Linked DNA regions of Homo sapiens: regions 1, 3, 4, 5 and 6 are each linked to region 2. The links are chromatin contacts, found by Hi-C or POLR2A ChIA-PET in ENCODE. All regions are on one chromosome and are shown on one strand. Each heading gives the region's core, a stretch centred on a gene start or an enhancer-like site at or near the end of the contact. The rest is flanking DNA. Distances are from core to core; before and after follow the strand shown. Region 1 holds the start of NUFIP1 (nuclear FMR1 interacting protein 1). Region 2 holds the start of NHLRC3 (NHL repeat containing 3). Region 3 holds the start of COG3 (component of oligomeric golgi complex 3). Region 4 holds the start of GTF2F2 (general transcription factor IIF subunit 2). Region 5 holds the start of USPL1 (ubiquitin specific peptidase like 1). Region 6 holds the start of ZC3H13 (zinc finger CCCH-type containing 13).

Evidence for each region. Hi-C counts contacts between places; a loop is a spot of excess contacts on that map. ChIA-PET counts read pairs that join two places held with the same protein, here RNA polymerase II (POLR2A). Pooled maps may share reads with other maps.
Region 1: a map of CD8-positive, alpha-beta T cell shows a loop between it and region 2 (9-fold over the local background). The contact joins the promoter of NUFIP1 here to the promoter of NHLRC3 in region 2. A Hi-C loop is called at or near these places in 2 of 168 maps with a recorded cell type or tissue (CD8-positive, alpha-beta T cell and naive thymus-derived CD4-positive, alpha-beta T cell) and 5 of 50 pooled maps.
Region 3: a loop to region 2 is called in a map of B cell, with 17 times the contacts of the local background. The contact joins the promoter of COG3 here to the promoter of NHLRC3 in region 2. A Hi-C loop is called at or near these places in 2 of 168 maps with a recorded cell type or tissue (B cell and natural killer cell) and 5 of 50 pooled maps.
Region 4: a map of naive thymus-derived CD4-positive, alpha-beta T cell shows a loop between it and region 2 (17-fold over the local background). The contact joins the promoter of GTF2F2 here to the promoter of NHLRC3 in region 2. A Hi-C loop is called at or near these places in 1 of 168 maps with a recorded cell type or tissue (naive thymus-derived CD4-positive, alpha-beta T cell) and 4 of 50 pooled maps. POLR2A ChIA-PET finds 5 or more read pairs at or near these places in 1 of 52 experiments (OCI-LY7).
Region 5: a loop to region 2 is called in a map with no recorded cell type, with 9 times the contacts of the local background. The contact joins the promoter of USPL1 here to the promoter of NHLRC3 in region 2. A Hi-C loop is called at or near these places in 2 of 37 single-sample maps with no recorded cell type and 3 of 50 pooled maps.
Region 6: a map of CD8-positive, alpha-beta T cell shows a loop between it and region 2 (21-fold over the local background). The contact joins the promoter of ZC3H13 here to the promoter of NHLRC3 in region 2. A Hi-C loop is called at or near these places in 2 of 168 maps with a recorded cell type or tissue (CD4-positive, alpha-beta memory T cell and CD8-positive, alpha-beta T cell) and 7 of 50 pooled maps. POLR2A ChIA-PET finds 5 or more read pairs at or near these places in 1 of 52 experiments (T-cell).

What each region holds. Positions count from the first base shown.
Region 1 is chr13:44,988,050-44,990,749 of GRCh38, reverse strand. It overlaps NUFIP1 (nuclear FMR1 interacting protein 1), which reads left to right and starts at 1,279. Exons shown (of 10, transcript NM_012345.3): 1 at 1,279-1,725. The coding sequence starts at 1,314. It overlaps GPALPP1 (GPALPP motifs containing 1), which reads right to left and starts at 1,212. Exons shown (of 8, transcript NM_018559.5): 1 at 1,008-1,212. The coding sequence starts at 1,095. RefSeq lists enhancers at 466-1,102, 1,029-1,218, 1,409-1,478, 1,103-1,741.
Region 2 is chr13:39,037,011-39,039,710 of GRCh38, reverse strand. NHLRC3 (NHL repeat containing 3) reads right to left here and starts at 1,255. Exons shown (of 7, transcript NM_001012754.4): 1 at 988-1,255; 2 at 423-575; 3 at 1-147. The coding sequence starts at 1,071. It overlaps PROSER1 (proline and serine rich 1), which reads left to right and starts at 1,622. Exons shown (of 13, transcript NM_025138.5): 1 at 1,622-2,513. The coding sequence starts at 2,469. RefSeq lists a silencer at 1,912-2,141.
Region 3 is chr13:45,463,548-45,466,247 of GRCh38, reverse strand. It overlaps COG3 (component of oligomeric golgi complex 3), which reads right to left and starts at 1,309. Exons shown (of 23, transcript NM_031431.4): 1 at 1,038-1,309. The coding sequence starts at 1,211.
Region 4 is chr13:45,119,203-45,121,902 of GRCh38, reverse strand. It overlaps GTF2F2 (general transcription factor IIF subunit 2), which reads right to left and starts at 1,393. Exons shown (of 8, transcript NM_004128.3): 1 at 1,182-1,393. The coding sequence starts at 1,247. RefSeq lists enhancers at 478-1,119, 1,230-1,359, 1,120-1,763.
Region 5 is chr13:30,616,648-30,619,347 of GRCh38, reverse strand. USPL1 (ubiquitin specific peptidase like 1) reads right to left here and starts at 1,428. Exons shown (of 9, transcript NM_005800.5): 1 at 1,292-1,428. It also overlaps a transcript of HMGB1 not described here. RefSeq lists enhancers at 1,351-1,400, 1,421-1,750, 1,801-1,940, 1,961-2,030.
Region 6 is chr13:46,051,454-46,054,153 of GRCh38, reverse strand. It overlaps ZC3H13 (zinc finger CCCH-type containing 13), which reads left to right and starts at 1,408. Exons shown (of 19, transcript NM_001330564.2): 1 at 1,408-1,750. It overlaps CPB2 (carboxypeptidase B2), which reads left to right. Exons shown (of 11, transcript NM_001872.5): 11 at 356-968. The coding sequence ends at 540. CPB2-AS1 (CPB2 antisense RNA 1) reads right to left here and starts at 1,306. Exons shown (of 3, transcript NR_046227.1): 1 at 1,189-1,306. RefSeq lists enhancers at 1,243-1,442, 1,453-1,622, 1,152-1,687, 1,688-2,224.

The DNA of each region.
Region 1 (2,700 bases), core at 30-2,529, 6.0 Mb before region 2:
GTAGAAACATAGCCTCCGGGTAGACCAGGAAGAAAAATTAGATTCAGAAATGGCAGGGTTACTCTTTCAGCTTTACTCTTCTCCAACTGGGTGTCGGTGCTAGTCTACAAATGTGAATAAACATTAAAGCAGATAGGTATGCATGCCGGAATCCGAGAAGCATTCGTTTCGTATATACCAAGTGCCTGTTGCGTGTTCAGGTAGAAGACCATAGTGCAATGGTGGAGACAGATTATGTCGACAAATTATTCAAATACAGTGTACTAAATATGCAATGTAATTAGGAAAAAACCCGAGGGCAAAAAGAAAGGCATGACAATGCTTCGGGGAATCTGGAAAGGTTTTATTGGTGTGACATTTAAGTTGGGCCTTGAAGGATGGGGAGAAGTTTGTCAGTTATGTTTAGGAATGCAACCAGAGGAAGCCCAGAAGCCTAGAGCGTTAAGGAATTGCGCAGCAACTCAGACTGGATTGAGTATTGGGCTGTGTTTGTCAGATGCAATAACAGAATGAGAGGCTAGGAAGGCAGGTCGGGGGCTGGAGAGAACAGGATCTGCAAGGTTCTTGTAATCAGAAGGCAATATGGCACAGAGGTTAAGAGAACCGCTTCCTTCTAAGTCGCGCTCCATCACTTGCTAGCAGTATGATCTAGACACTGGCATGGGCTTGGGCGTACCCATTTGCAACATGGGAAAATAGTTTTTTTCTTATACGGCTTAAATGACTGAGTGGGTATCAGTCAGTTAGGGCAGCGTGCAGCTCATATTAAGGCTAAATGAGAATGTATTATCATCACGAAGCCAAACCACGCCAAAGCTCGTTTCTAGGAGGGTCCCCCAGCCTCCTCCCCCCTGCTACTGTTTGGGAAGAGAAAAGTTCTCTCGGGTCAGGCCGCGCCCACTCCCCACTCCTCCGCCCTCCTAGGCCTCCGACTTTCTTCAGCGAGCAGGGCCCGGCCAGGGAGTGGGTAGATGGGCCTGGTGGGCAGCGGAGACGCCGCCGCTTACCAGGGCTCGGGTCCCGCTCTTCGTCCTCCGCTGTTCCGCGGGCCTTGAAGCCGGGCGGCAGGGCCGGTCCGATCAGGTCTCTTGCCATCCGCGGTGGCGGACACTGGTCACAGATATGAGTCTATCCACGAACGTCAACCCTATCCAAAAAGAATCCCGCGATCAGCAGCGAAGAATGGCAGGTTTCCCGGCGCCGAGAAATGACGTAAAGCCTGTGGTTGGCTGAGCCTTGTAGTTCACGGTAAAGGAAGTGACGCCTAATGCTTGCTCCACAGTCGCGTGCTAGACTCCGGACCCGCCAGTGGTATGGCTGAGCCGACTAGTGATTTCGAGACTCCTATCGGGTGGCATGCGTCTCCCGAGCTGACTCCCACGTTAGGGCCCCTGAGCGACACTGCCCCGCCGCGGGACAGCTGGATGTTCTGGGCAATGCTGCCGCCACCGCCACCACCACTTACGTCCTCGCTTCCCGCAGCCGGGTCAAAGCCTTCCTCTGAGTCGCAGCCCCCCATGGAGGCCCAGTCTCTCCCCGGGGCTCCGCCCCCCTTCGACGCCCAGATTCTTCCCGGGGCGCAACCCCCCTTCGACGCCCAGTCTCCCCTTGATTCTCAGCCTCAACCCAGCGGCCAGCCTTGGAATTTCCATGCTTCCACATCGTGGTATTGGAGACAGTCTTCTGATAGGTTTCCTCGGCATCAGAAGTCCTTCAACCCTGCAGGTAGGCTATTTTTCCACGTGAGTCGACCCCTTTACCTTTTTCCCCCGTTCTTTCCTCTCCCCTTTCTCTGCTTCCTCTCTCTACTCTGCCTTGCCTCTGCACTCTTGGAGTCTGGTCATTAGCATCTCAAAGCAAAGTGAGACCCCCGTCTCTACAAAAAAAATAAAATTAGCCAGGCATGGTGGCATGCCTGTGGTCGCAGATGCATGGGAGGCTGAGGCAGGAGGATTCCTTGAACCCAGGAAGTCGAGGCTGCTTTATCAACTAAGTTTATATAATATTGTAAATCCTTTGTTCTCAAAATATGTCTGACTAGAATGTTTTCCTGTTGACTGTTAATTCCATTTAGCAGTTATTTATTGAATTCCGACTATGTACCAGAATCTGGGTATATAGCAGTGAGCAGAACATACAAAAAATATTATGGAGCTTAATATTATCTCTCTTGTGTAGGAAGACAGACAATAAGCAAAATAAAATATTGTGCATTAGAAGGTTGAGTGGCATGGAGAGAGATAAAACAAAGAAGAATGGTAAGTAGTGCAGGATTTTCTTTTTTTCTTTTTTTTTGGAGACAGAGTGTCGCTCTGTCGCCCAGGCTGGAGTGAAGAGTAGCGCGATCTACTTCACTCCAGCCTATGCAGTCTCTGCAGAGAGGCTCACTGCAACCTCTGCCTCCCGAGTTCAAGCAATTCTCATGCCTCAAACTCCTGAGTAGCTGGGACTACAGGCCCACGCCACCACACCCGGCTAATTTTTTATATTTTTAGTAGAAAGGGGGTTGCCCCGTGTTGGACAGGCCTGTCTCTAACTCCTGAGCTCAGGCATCCGCCCGCCTCAGCCTCCCAAAGTGTTGGGATTACAGGCATGAGCCACCACGCCGGGCCAGGTAGTGCAGTTTTAAATGTCATTGTTAGTCATAAGGAAGGTGACATATGAGCGAAGACTTTAGGGAGGTGAGAGATCACAGCCATG
Region 2 (2,700 bases), core at 6-2,505:
ACTTCCTACATCCGTGATCCAGACGGATTGTTCATATAGAGTACTGGCTGCAAATATACCATGAGGTGTGTCAACTGTATAATTCCAGGCTCGTAGGAAATATCCATCCTCTGTGAACACTAATATCTTTGGGATGTTATCCCCTCTCTGAAGGTATACAAAAAATAACTTCTTAGGATCAGCTTAAAGGAAAGGTAATCTGTATCTTGGCGAAGAAAAAAAATAACTGAGAATTTTACTACAAAAACCACTTTCAAAATCTAACATATCTTTCACATTCGAAACCAAAATACTTGAGACCAACTCAAAAATAAATTGCACAATTAGCATGATATAAACGCATATGGTCAGTTACTACAGCAAGACAGGAAGGCTGTTACTTCCTTTGTGTTCATAATTTTTTTAAATCTCTATTTACTTACTTGACCTATGTAAACCAATCCATTGAGGGAGTCAACTGCAACACAAAATGTTGTTCCGGTAAAATATTCTGGGTGCTTAGGCCAACCCACATCCAGCCGGTAAAGAATTTTCTCAGTTCTCCAGGAAACTGCAAAAGTAAAGTTCCTCAAAACCTTAAACAAAATCAGACAATTCAGATTTAGTTTACCGTCTAGGTAAGAACAAAAAAAGGGCGGGGGGGCCGGGTAACAGGGCTTATTTTTAAGCATGCCTTGACAACTAGAAGTTTGCTGGACTGAAATAATTCCAAAGAAATGAGCTTAGATGCCTAAAGACCAACACGACCACAATACAAGTCTGCAAATTATTTGAGGATGTAGTAAGAGTTGGGAAAGAGGAAAATGGCGATGTAACATACACAAATTTTTAAACTCAAAGGGTCAAGGCAGTTTGGACCCAGGTGCAGGCTTTGAGACAAGCTACTGAGGGAACCAGGGCCTGCCACCTCCATGCCACGACCGTGGCGACGCCTCCCAACAGGGCTACCCGCACACCCGACAGTCATTTCCTCACTACCCAACTCACTGGAGAGCCACAAAAACGCGAATGCAAAACCAAAAATGCAAGAAAGAAGCCAGCACCGGCTACGCAGACCCAGAATCTCGCCATGACCAGACGGGAAGCCAGGAGAGGGAGGGTCCGCAGGTGTCTGGGGGAGGACCTGACAGCCTCAGGCTGCAACGGTTTGCAGCGGCACAGAGGGTCTGCCCGGGGCCCGAAGACCCTATCTCCGGTTTCCCCTCCCTGGATGCACGAGCTTTGAGTACGAAAGGGAACAGAGACCAGGGCGAATGAAAATCACAGAAGACCAGTTCCGGACTTCGTGTGCATTTCGGGGTCCCCGCCCTCATGTCAGGTGCTTCGGGCTGACCCAGTGACCACCCTTTCCCGCCCTCAGGGCAGTCCGCGCCGCTGACTTTCAGTGGCCACCAAAGTATGGGCGCCCGTAGATATGCCTTAATCGCTCGCCATTTATTCTTTTTAATCCAGAGGGCAAAATCAAAACATCGCACACTCAGACACGAGGTATGGTGGGGATGACATTCAAAATAATGACCGCTAGGCTTCGGGAAGGATTTTTGCCACATCCTATTCCTACCATCCAGGCATCCGCTATGGATGCCTATATTCCCACACCAGGACCCCACCTCTGGCTTTCAGGAAAGAGGGGCCCAAGCTGGCGGCGCAGTGTTGAGTTTACTTGGGCGCGACTGGCTTTATTGTAGGTCCCCATGAGCTGGTGGGGGCTGTAGGGGTAACCAGGCAGGGCGTCTGGCGCTGTTGGGGCTGCGTTTTTCCGGAGTCCCCCTATGCGAGGCCGTGCCCCTCTTCGCCCGGCTCCTGGTGCTCCCCAGCCGCCGGCCCGCTCCCGGAAGCTGCAGCAGCTGGTAACAAAGAGCCTGCCGGGCCGCCTGCTGCCGGGGCCGAGGTATCCAGGAGTCGGGCGGAGCGGCTGGGGATGAGCGCGAGCCGGACCATGCGTCCGGGTTCGCGGCGGTGAGGGTCGCGGCCGGCGGCCGAGGCGCAGGTGCGGGTCGAGAGACCGGCGCCTCCCTCCCCGCCGCCCGTGGACTCTGAGCGCAGGTGTTTCTACTCTGCCGGCCGCTCCACCTGGGAAAGCGCCTTCAAGAGCTACCTCTGGCGGCACCTGGCCCTCAGCTGCAGGGAAACCGCACTCAAACCTGCCGCCGAGCCCGGGTTTTTCTGCAAAACTCAGAGGACCTGGCTCTTGCCCGAGGTGCCCTGAACCATTGTGTGAATAAGCTGGGGAAGCCTGACTGGAGTGTTTTTTCTTTTTAATAAAAAGAGTTTTTCTGAATCTCAATTTTTAGAAATTTTTTTTGCGAAGTTTGCAATACTCTCTACCTCTTCGCATCCTCTCTTGCTCGTGGAGTCTTTTTCCTCCTCAGCTATAAATATTTTTTACTATCGGCGGAGCAGACCAGGGATGAACGTCTTTTAATTGCAAGTATAACTGTTAAAACCACGTCGGGATAGTAGTCAAGATGGATAAAAAGTCCTTTGAAATGGTGCTGGATGAAATTAGAAAGGTAATTAGACCGATTCCATGAATTATTTTATGAGATGAATTCTCGTGTTTTAGACTCTCTTTGAGGTACTGTATGGAGATTGTGCAGAATAAGGGTCCTAGGATTGCCAAATTGGTTTGAATTTTCACGTGTAATGGAGGAGTTTATATCTTGATACGTTTCCAGTACAAATAGAAATTAAGTTACG
Region 3 (2,700 bases), core at 60-2,559, 6.4 Mb before region 2:
GGACAACAGGGCGAAACCCCATCTCTACTAAAAATACAAAAAATTAGCCGGGTGTAGTGGCAGGCACCTGTGATCCCAGCTACTCGGGAGGCTGAGACAGGAGAATCGCTTGAACCCGGGAGGTGGAGGTTGCAGTGAGCCGAGGTCACGCCACTGCACTCCAGCCTGGGCGACAGAGCGAGAGAAAAGAATGCTTCCAACATCAAAAGTAACCATCACCACTGCTTATATAAAATAATCCTCCTAAACCTGGCCCTCAAAACTGGAAAACGTTTGTCAAACATCTGACAATTCATGTTACTTCCTGCTATTACAACTAATTGAATTGAATCACACAAGAAGCAGTAGTGCATAATATCCTAATGGTAAGTGGATTAAACACATTGACTCTAACACCGAAAACCAGCACTGCTTAATAATGTACTGAGCCAACTTTCAAATAAAATTCATTTTTATTGCTTTGCAATAGGTGAAATAAATCTGATCTCCCATAACTTGCACTTGATTGAGAGCTCATAGTTCAATGTGCGATAAATGAAACTCACTCAGGACCAAGTTTTGGTCTCCCCAAGACCCCCATGGACAAAGCAACCTAGGTGAATCATTAAGGCGGTAAACGAGCACGCGCTGGAGACTGTCCTGCAGCACAGCACCTCGGGTTGACTGCCTCTCCTTCTGGGAGAGAGTGGGCAGCAGGATTACGCCTCGGCTGACAGGACGCCTCGTCTGGGGCAAAACGTTCGGTGCAAGGCTCCGGGCCAACCGTCCCATGCTGCTGGGGGAGGACTGGGTTCCGGCGAGCACCAGCTGCAGGACACCCCCACAGCCGTCCCCAGGCAGAATTAGAGTCGGGGTCGCAGGCAGAGCGAAGCCTGACAGCCTGGGAGATGAGGCCCCTCCCACCGGATCCGCCACCATGGCCAGGGAGGAGTGGAGAGATATCCTGGGCAGAGGCTAGTGAGGCCGGGGTCCTGCCGGGGCGCCCGAGGAGAATCCCAGCCCCATCGCCCCGGCCCGGTTCCTGCCCATCACCTCACCTCAGCTGGCACCGGCAAGTTCTCTGCCGCCGCCTTCAGCTCCAATACCGAGTCCGTCTGCCTGTCGGTCAGCGGCGCCGTCGTGTCCGGTCTCCGATCCCAGAGAGCCAGCTTTTCCCTAGCGTCCCGCTCCGCCGCCGCCTCAGGCAGCAGCAACAGCGCCGCCTCCGCCATCGCCGCCGCCCTCGCGGCCTTCAGCAGCAGCGAGATGGAGGGGACCCCGACAGAGAGACCTGGGCCACTTCCGGGAGAACCGGAGCTTCCAACACTGCACCGGCGGCGGGGCGGGACGGAATGCCCTGACCCCGGAAACGGTTCCGCAGTGTGGGGGGCGGGACCGAGGCCAGTACCGACGTGGCTTTAAATGGGTACGACTATTTCCGGTTGAAACGTAGAAGGTGGAGAAGACAGGACCCAATGGAAATAGAAATGCCCCTACCGGAAGTCTTTTCCTCAACATCAATAACTTTATTGTTACGTGTTGTACAGATTATTGACAACTGCGCTAAATCACCCTGCCGGCAGGAGACTTGGATCTACACCTCTCTGCTTACAGCTGGGTAGTCTGGGTAGAATGTGTGGAGTGTATGATTTCCATGTTGGCATGTTGACAATTTATGCCTCTTGGATCAAAACCAAAAGCATAAACTTTTCCAACATCCAGTAATTCCCCTACTAGAAAACTAATTTACGGAAACACATAAAAAATTCAAAGATGTGTGTATCTCAGACATCATTAATGGTATCAAATAACTGGAGACAACCTAAATGTCCAACATTGAAGAACTGGATCAAGAATTTGTGGCACAGACCAGGCGCGGGGGCTCAGGCCTGTAATCTCAGCACTTTGGGAGACCGAGGTGGGCGTATCACCTGAGGTCAGGAGTTTGAGACCAGACTGGCCAACATGGTTGAACCCCGTCTCTACTAAAAGCACAAAAATTAGCCAGGCGTGGTGGCACATGCCAGTAATCAGCCTGAGAGGCTGAGGCAGGAGAATCTCCTGAACCTGGAAGGTGGACGTTGCAGTGAGCAGAGATCTTGCCACTGCATTCCGGCCTGGGCATCAAGTGAGACTGTCTCAAAATGTATAATAATAATAATTTGTGGTACAGACATGTAATTCTACTCTACCATTTAAATCATATTGTAGATTTGAGCAACAAAATAAATAATGATAGTATTGGATCATAATTTACAGAATAAAATAAATACCCATGAGTCCATACTGCTATAAATAAACGATTGAATAAATAAATGGTGGAGAACAGACAATCTTCTACAAGTTATGGAGGCCTCTTCCTGCTCCTCCCTGGAGTCAAGGCAGGTGGAAACAGCTTCGTAGCAATTTTGACCATTGTCTGGGTAAAGTCTGAAGGCTTTATTCAGGCTTTATAGCACAAATCAGTGCCTGGCTATGTTCCCAAATGAAGGCTCTGATCTTTTAAGAGCAGAATTTGAGACCGGGCGCAGTGGCTCACACCTGTAATCCCAGCACTCTGGGAAGCCGAGGTGGGCGGATTACCTGAGGTCGGGAGTTCGAGACCAGCCTGATCAACATGGAGAAATCCCGTCTCTACTAAAAATACAAAAAAACTTAGCTGCGCGTGGAGGTGCATGCCTGTAATCCCAGCTACTCGGGAGGCTGAGGCAGGAGAATCGC
Region 4 (2,700 bases), core at 144-2,643, 6.1 Mb before region 2:
GACTCTCCCCCCAAGTAACATGCTGCTGGAGAGAGAAATGCCTATTTAATCCATCCTTTTAAGTCACACTGAGTTTGGAAATAAGTCAAATGAGTGCCACAGACTAAGGCGAGGGCTGAAGAATGAGAGGTCATGCATTTATTCATCATCTATTTGTTGAGTAATTACCATGCGCCAAACACTATTCTGGGTATGACAGGCAAAGATCCTGTTCTCATGGAATGTGATTCTGTGTGTTGGAAAGACAGAGGTAACCAACTTTGAACATATGAACACAAAATCACTCTACACTGTGAAAAGTGCTTTGAAGAATGTAATACACATCTGTCGTGTTAGCAAATGATCACAAGGGGGCTGTTTTAGGAAGGCCGACAAGAAAGACCTCTTAGATTTAATTGACGAGAACTCAGCCATGTGATAAAACAGTTAAAGCATTAAGAAACCAAAAGTCCTTACATTTTAAGTTTCAACGACTTTCAGGATCACATTTTGAATATGCTTAAGTATTATGAAACTCCCCTAGGAGAAAACACTCCCCAATATGAAACAATAAAGCACAAATAGTGCTTACTGTGAGCTAACCAAAATTGCTGTCTTCACATAAAACGTTTATTGACGGCCAGTTTCACGAGACCCAAATGTGCTCTAAAAGAATACTCCAGTCCAATGACCTCTCCTTCTGTGAGTTTGGGGCTCTCTCGCCTCTTTTGAGAGCTTCATTAAGGACCATCAACCTAAGAGAACACTTTTAAGAGTAGGCAGGGACCAGTCCTACTTTCTGGCCGAGAAAACTGTACAGAAAGTAGACATTCAACTACCTCACGCAGGCTCATGGCTAAAACCAGTTTCACCAAGGGAAGATACAAGGAATTCTTCAGTCTGGGATAAAATGCACCGTCCAAATCTGGGGACACCAAGACAAGATTCCAGGAAAGCCGTGAGAAAGAGATCTAGTCCAGGCAGATTCAGAGTAGTAACTGGCTGAAAGACACTTTGCGTCCCTAAACTAATTCCTCGTCTGCAAACAGATACAACAATGACTCCTGCCTCTCAAAATGTGTGAAGCTCTAACGAGATAGCCGTAAAAGAACTTTAAGAGGCGCACGGAGCGGGATAGGCTCAAGTTACTTAAACTATACTTGTGTTAGGAGGAGCGCAAGTGGGAGACTCGCGAACATTACCTTGACTAGCCACACTCCTGTGTTCTGTTTGGCGCCGGTCAAGTCGAGTTCCCCGCGCTCGGCCATGGGTCTGCAGCCGGTGGAGGCGTGCGGGATGCAGCAGCGACCCCAGGAGCCGCAGGGCTGAGGAGCGGGCGTCCGGAACAAAGGACAAGCCGCGCTGAGAGGCGAAGAGCCGGCGTTCCTTACCTGCCAGAACACTGGGAACCGAGGAAAAGAGGAACACGCCGCCAGGAGCCGGGACTGCGCCTGCGCACTGCTACGTCAGTACGGCGCGCTGTTGCAGACAAACTTTCTGTTTCGGAAATTTCTTGAGTGGGCGTGGCTGTCCGCGATGTCTGCATCTGAGGGATTAAAACGTAGGGTGGGATGAGCTAAAACGTTAGCAATGTATTTAAAGACATGGTCAGCATAACTGAAGAAAAAGATTATCAGAACGGAAAAATGGGGTTCAAAGAGACGAAAGGTGTCAGAACATGTCCAACCCTAGCCAAGGAGAGAGAGACAATATTTGAAGGACAGGGTCAGGGTAGTAAATTGGCGTCCCTGGCCAACGTCATTAGCACAAATGGGCACTGGGATCAAACTTAGTAGCCTTGGGTATATTGAAAACATGCCGTTTCTAGACCTGGAAAAAAAAAAGCCGTGTTTCAGCTCAGAGGCTACCCGAGCTGTTCTGATGAAGCAAGCGGAGCACCTCAGTTTCCAAAACCCGGAAGTCTGTAACGAAACGAACAAGTAAGAGACAAACCTGATCGTTTCCTCCCCTGCTTAAACAGTTTTCTCTTTCTCTTATTGCCTCTAGAATAAAGTTCAATCCTCCTGCTTCAACTGGGCCCTCTCAATTTCATCTCTTTGCACCTCCCACCATCACTCCGCCATGCACCAAACCACATCAAACCCAGCAGACTTCCCTAAACACGTCAGAATCTTCGTCGGTCATTTCAGAGCCTCTGCACACTGGATTCCCTTCCCTTGGAAGCCCTATTTTACCCCTGCCCTCACTCTCACCCCTGTGCTCTGGTTGGCAAACTCCTACTTATGGTTCAAGACCAATGAAAATGTCACTTCCTATGAGATCTTTTATCAACTTCCCCAGAAGAAATTAGTTTTTCTTCACATCACAGTGTGATACTTAGCACTCTGAACTATAATATATATGTTTACATATCTGCCTTTGCTTTCCAGACAATGAACTCCTCCTAGGCGGAAAGAGCTTTATTGAGGTATAATTGACAAATAAAAAATAGTGCTTTATTCATTTTATATCCACAATGTCTAGCACAGTGTTTAACACATTGTCAGGTTTCAGTAGGCTTTGGGTGAAAGAACATTCGCTGAAGAGAAACAAACAGTAAGGTATTGTTAAGAATGGCAAGTAATTTATTGAATCACACATCAGAGCCTTGCACAAAATTGAGGAAATTTTATGTGTGTTCAGCATAGGGCCAGGAAAAGCTGTCAGAACTCTGCTTTTAGCTAGGAAAACTAATAGGAAAGATGGGAGAGACCAGGAGTG
Region 5 (2,700 bases), core at 179-2,678, 8.4 Mb after region 2:
GTGGTTGAAATCCCGAATATATAGAATCCCCCAAAAGAAAATTCATTTAATACCAGAGGTTTATTTGTCCATATGAGGGACATAAAAAAAATACCAGAGGTGGGCTCCCCAGTTCTTCTTCCAAATACAATTCACTTTGACTTACATACAAAATCCCGGGGGGGATTTTACAACTTAATTTGACCCTAAGTAACTGCTCTTCCTCCCTTCAAAAACAATCTGCTCCTCCTTCCCATATCTCACTTAAATGTGGGCGTCTCCATCCTTCCAAACACACAGACTAGAAAGTCTTGAGTTGTTCCCTATTCTTTATTTCCCTCTTCGCACAGTAAGTCACCAAATTCTGTGGACAGTTCTTTGGAAAGGTCTCAAATCTCTACCTCTTTCCCTTCCATATCACTGTCAAAATGATGCCTCTACAAGTCTGAGCCTGTCAATGCTTAGTTTAAAATTCTCTATTTACTCTAGCCTGATTACAGCAAACTCCGTCCAAACAGCCCAATATAACCTAAAGGTAGTATTATGACCTAAAGCTCATTGTACTGTGAAACCAACCTAGCTTTCCAGTTCTGTCTTCCTCAACTCTACTTCACCCCCAGCATCTTTCTTCTAACATCCCCTTTTCATACTTCTGTGAACCACTTATACTCCAGAAGCCTTAATGTGAATTATTAGCCCAGCATGAACCCAGTTAGATAGCACAATGAACGTGTCAAGGTGGCCCTGGGAATCGCAAAAAGTATTCAATTAAACTTAATTCACACTCCTGTGTGCAAAATGGAGAAACCCAGGGAAACAGCTGTTCGAAGAGGGGGCCTTAAACCCACCCATTTGAGCTCGCCCTCCGAGAGCGAGTAGGCTCGGCACGTGAACTGTCAAAAGCGAGGCCACAACCGACCTGGAAGCCGAGGAACAGGGTCAGCTTTCTGCACCCAGCCCTGTCAGGTACCAAACCCAACTGTCTTGAATCAGAGACGAACAGGACCAAAGGAGGTGAGTTTCAACACCCAAACTAAGAAGCCGAAGGAGGCGCAGGGTCCGTTAACCCTGCCCATCTCCACGCTCCTTGGAAAACGAAAACAAACTCTGGTTTCTCTTCAGCGTTCACCTCTCTGCGCCCAAACGGATCTGTAAGTCCAACTCTATACCTTAATCATCAACCTTTCCCACTTGAACCCCGTCCCAGCCCAGCCCATCCTTTCAGCGCGCCGACTACCCCATAGGTCATCCCAGCTCTGTCTCTTTTCCCAATTTCGAGAGCGGAAAGAAACCCCTCCCTCTTCTCCCTTACCTGCCGCGGGCACTCCCCTTCTTGGTACCGGGTCGATCGGAACTCCTGTTCCAGCTTGATCTCCACCCTAGTTGCAACGTTCAACCCACGTTCCCCTCGGACTGCTCCTCCCCCACTCGCGTCTCCACTAGGAAGGCGGCTTCCGGCTTGAGTCCGCGGCAAAAGAGTCCTCCTTCCTGCTGCACGCTGGGCCTGAAAGGACGGTGGCGTGGCGGGGAAGGTGAAGACGTGAGCACTTCCGGTCGCCCTCCGCAGAGGCGTGGCTGTCCGCCCTGTGGCCGCAGACGCAGTTGCGACTGCGGCGACGAGGAGGGGCGGGGCCGGTGGCTGCTGAGCCCGCCATGTGTGAGTGGCTGGGTTTGGGGAGGCGACGTTTCTGGAAGCTGCTGGAAAGCGCCCGAGTGGCGGAGGTGGCGCCAGCGGCCAGGGGGTGGGGCGTGATTAAAACTAGTGCGCGGCTTTCTGCGGAGGGATTACGCTGACGAAAGAGACCTGCTTGCGCGTCGCTGTTCCGTGGTCCGCGCGAGCGTGGTCGGGAGCCGCTGGTTCCTGGGGTGACCCGCGGAGGTGGGAGAGGGAAGGGCTTCCGAAGCCGGCGGGGGTGCCATGGACCCTCTCCGCCGGCGCGGCCTTCACAGCTGGGCCGCGCCGGGCATCCGTAGTCCGCTCTCCCAAAGCCTCGGTGGAGCTGAAGCTGCCACAGAGTGCATGTTCACAAAGGGTCATCACACACGGAGCTGCCCCTCCCTGTCTCCCTAGAGCCCATCTTCGAGGCCAGGGGCTTTTCTACCAGGATTCTGGGGTGTTTCTCCTCCTTTCCTCCCTCCCAGATCTTCTCACGGTAAGGGGAGCAGCGAAAGCGCAGGGACTTTGCATTCCACGACCCGTTCTGACTAGTCAACAGCCGATCTGTCCCTGCTGCTCTAATTCCAGCTGCCCTGCCTTGTTTTAACTTCAGAGAAAGGGGGAGTTCTCATTTGATAAGTTTAAGCCTTTGCTTTCGTAGGAAGGTCATGTGGCTTAAGGGACATCGTGACCGCGTATGCTATTTCTGCCTGTGCATTCTAAATCTTGGGGGCAGCATATTCCAGAAGTCCTTTTGGTCGATTGGTTCTGTGTCCTAGGATAACAATTTGTAGTTTCTGACCATTTCTTTACAGAAAAACCACAATTGGTATTTTGGACTGCGGGGTTTTTTAGTGGTCTCAAACTAAATGATTATATTCTGGAATAATGCTGACAATTTGGATAGGGTGGTGTGGAGGAAACAAGTCTCGTGTAGAAGAAATTATTTAGTAAAAAGGATTTTAGTTTTTGGTACTTCTGAATGCAAATGGCCAAGGAATCCAGCAGTTTGTTGGGGTTTCTCCAGACAAAAATAGGCTGGTTAGTTTGTTTACCTTTTTCTG
Region 6 (2,700 bases), core at 159-2,658, 7.0 Mb before region 2:
TCAGAATTCATAATTCCTATTGATGGTATGGGAAGGGGAAATGGGCAAATTCATACCCTGCTTGTGGAAGTATAAATGAATTCAGTTCTTTTGACGTCCATTTGGGAACATGCCGTAATTGCAAAAAGTACAGAGCCTTAGACTAGCAAATCTATTCTAGGGAAGAATATTCTAAAGAGACAAAGAAGCAATTATGTATAAACAAGGGTACTCATTGTAAAGTTGTTTATATTAGTTAAAAACTGAAAAAAATCTAAAGGTATACAAACAAATAAACATTTAAATCAAACAATTCCCAGTTTGTAAATTAATTTGAAACGTCTGTATTTCAACAATTTCTTTCTTCTTCTTTTAGACCTAGCTCCTGGAGGTGGGGACGATTGGATCTATGATTTGGGCATCAAATATTCGTTTACAATTGAACTTCGAGATACGGGCACATACGGATTCTTGCTGCCGGAGCGTTACATCAAACCCACCTGTAGAGAAGCTTTTGCCGCTGTCTCTAAAATAGCTTGGCATGTCATTAGGAATGTTTAATGCCCCTGATTTTATCATTCTGCTTCCGTATTTTAATTTACTGATTCCAGCAAGACCAAATCATTGTATCAAATTATTTTTAAGTTTTATCCGTAGTTTTGATAAAAGATTTTCCTATTCCTTGGTTCTGTCAGAGAACCTAATAAGTGCTACTTTGCCATTAAGGCAGACTAGGGTTCATGTCTTTTTACCCTTTAAAAAAAATTGTAAAAGTCTAGTTACCTACTTTTTCTTTGATTTTCGACGTTTGACTAGCCATCTCAAGCAAGTTTCGACGTTTGACTAGCCATCTCAAGCAAGTTTAATCAATGATCATCTCACGCTGATCATTGGATCCTACTCAACAAAAGGAAGGGTGGTCAGAAGTACATTAAAGATTTCTGCTCCAAATTTTCAATAAATTTCTGCTTGTGCCTTTAGAAATACAACCATGCATTCCGTTTGCTCCACGGTAATTAGGCGATGGCCCAGAAAGGGGAGGGGTGTCAAAAACGACAAACATAGCCTCTCATTCCAGCTCAGCTGCTCAATAAACACTGTTGAACGAATGAATGAGTGGCTCTAGGTACTGTCAACAAATGCCGCATTTTGCGCATTTACAACAGCTGTTTATGGTAAGGAATTATGTAATAAAAAGAGAAAACTCACTTAAATTCACTTTTAATTGGGAATTTTAGTTCTCCCGGGCTCCCAGTTTCCTTTCCTAGGATCTCTCACAGAGCACAGATTCGATTTCCAAGTCCCGCCGCACTCTTACCGCTCGCATGGAACCTTACGCCTAGAGGGCGTGTCCACGAAGGGTGGTGTCTGCGCACTGACGACTAATCTGACGGCCGGAAGCTGCCTGGGTCTACAGAGGAACAGGGCAAACCTCTGACTTCCGGCGGCATTTTGAGGCGGTCCTCCTAGCGGCCTGGTAGTGTTTTTGTTGCCTTTTCTTAATCTACAATCTCTTCGTTATTTTTCTTCCTGCGACCCAGTTTCGCTTGACCCTGGAGAGGCGGCGGGCGGGTTGGTTCTGCTTCTCAGCCATCCCGGGGGCTCCTCGCTAGCCAAGAGCCGGTTCCCGGGAGCCGCGCGCGCATCGCTTTCTCCTCGTCGTCGTCCTCCTGGGTCCAGGCGCGGGGACAGAGTCGCCTCCCCCGCTCCTCGGAGCGGCGGCGGCGGTGGTGCCTCCGGACTGCACTTGCGAAGGGAGCTTGGGGAGGAAGTAAGCGTTCTGTGAATTGGTGTGGGTATCTGGGGAAGGCATTGAGCGGACCCGTAATGCGGAGGCCCGGGTTACCCCCCCCCGTCTTTGCTTGAGTCACTGGGATTTTGAGCTTTCCTTGAGCATCCCACCCTTAACTCTGCAATAGCCCCCTGTGCTCAGGCGTAATTTCTCACTCTGATTATGATTCTGGCATTTGTCTAAGGGCGATAAGTAGACTCAGACAATAGGCTGTACCCCTCGTTACCATTTGATGTAAGCACGGGAACCCTTGTATGGTGTTCGTATTTGTGTGCGATGGAAGGGTGCAGCAATTTGGGCTTAAATTTAGAATCTTCCTCTATACTCATTCCAGATCTGTTAGAGAAAAACATCTTACTTGTGATTGGTCTTGTTTTTTTTTTTTTCCCTCAGCAGTGATAACGATTTAGGTCCTGGGAATTGAGTGCTACTTTATCTTCACAAGCCTTAGGTAGGTAGTTTTGGCAACTGTCAGAAACGGGGGAAAGTGGAATAGAAAGAAGAGAGTCTGTTTGGCGGCATTATCTCTCTGTAATAGGCTAACGCAATTTATGTGGTTTGAAAATTATTTAGAGTTGATAATACTTGAATTATGTTGGTAAGATGTTGTTTGTGAAGGGTAGTCTTAAGGTATTTGGTTATACTATGGGGCTTTCAGGTAATTCGAACTACTTTGAAAATTATGGGAGTATGAAGTCTCTTAAGATTTTTGGATTTTTAAAGTAGTTTTAAAAATTTGGAAAACATCTTTACACCTCAAGTTTTCGAAGTCCGCGATACCGTTGGAGAATAAATACTTATGCAGTTCAGTCTATGGGTATATGGTGCCAGTTAGCGGGGTCTAGTTCTGTAACATTTGAAATTACTGGCTTTAGTACAATATATTGGAGCGTTTTGTGAATACAATCTATAGATTTTCAAATAATTTT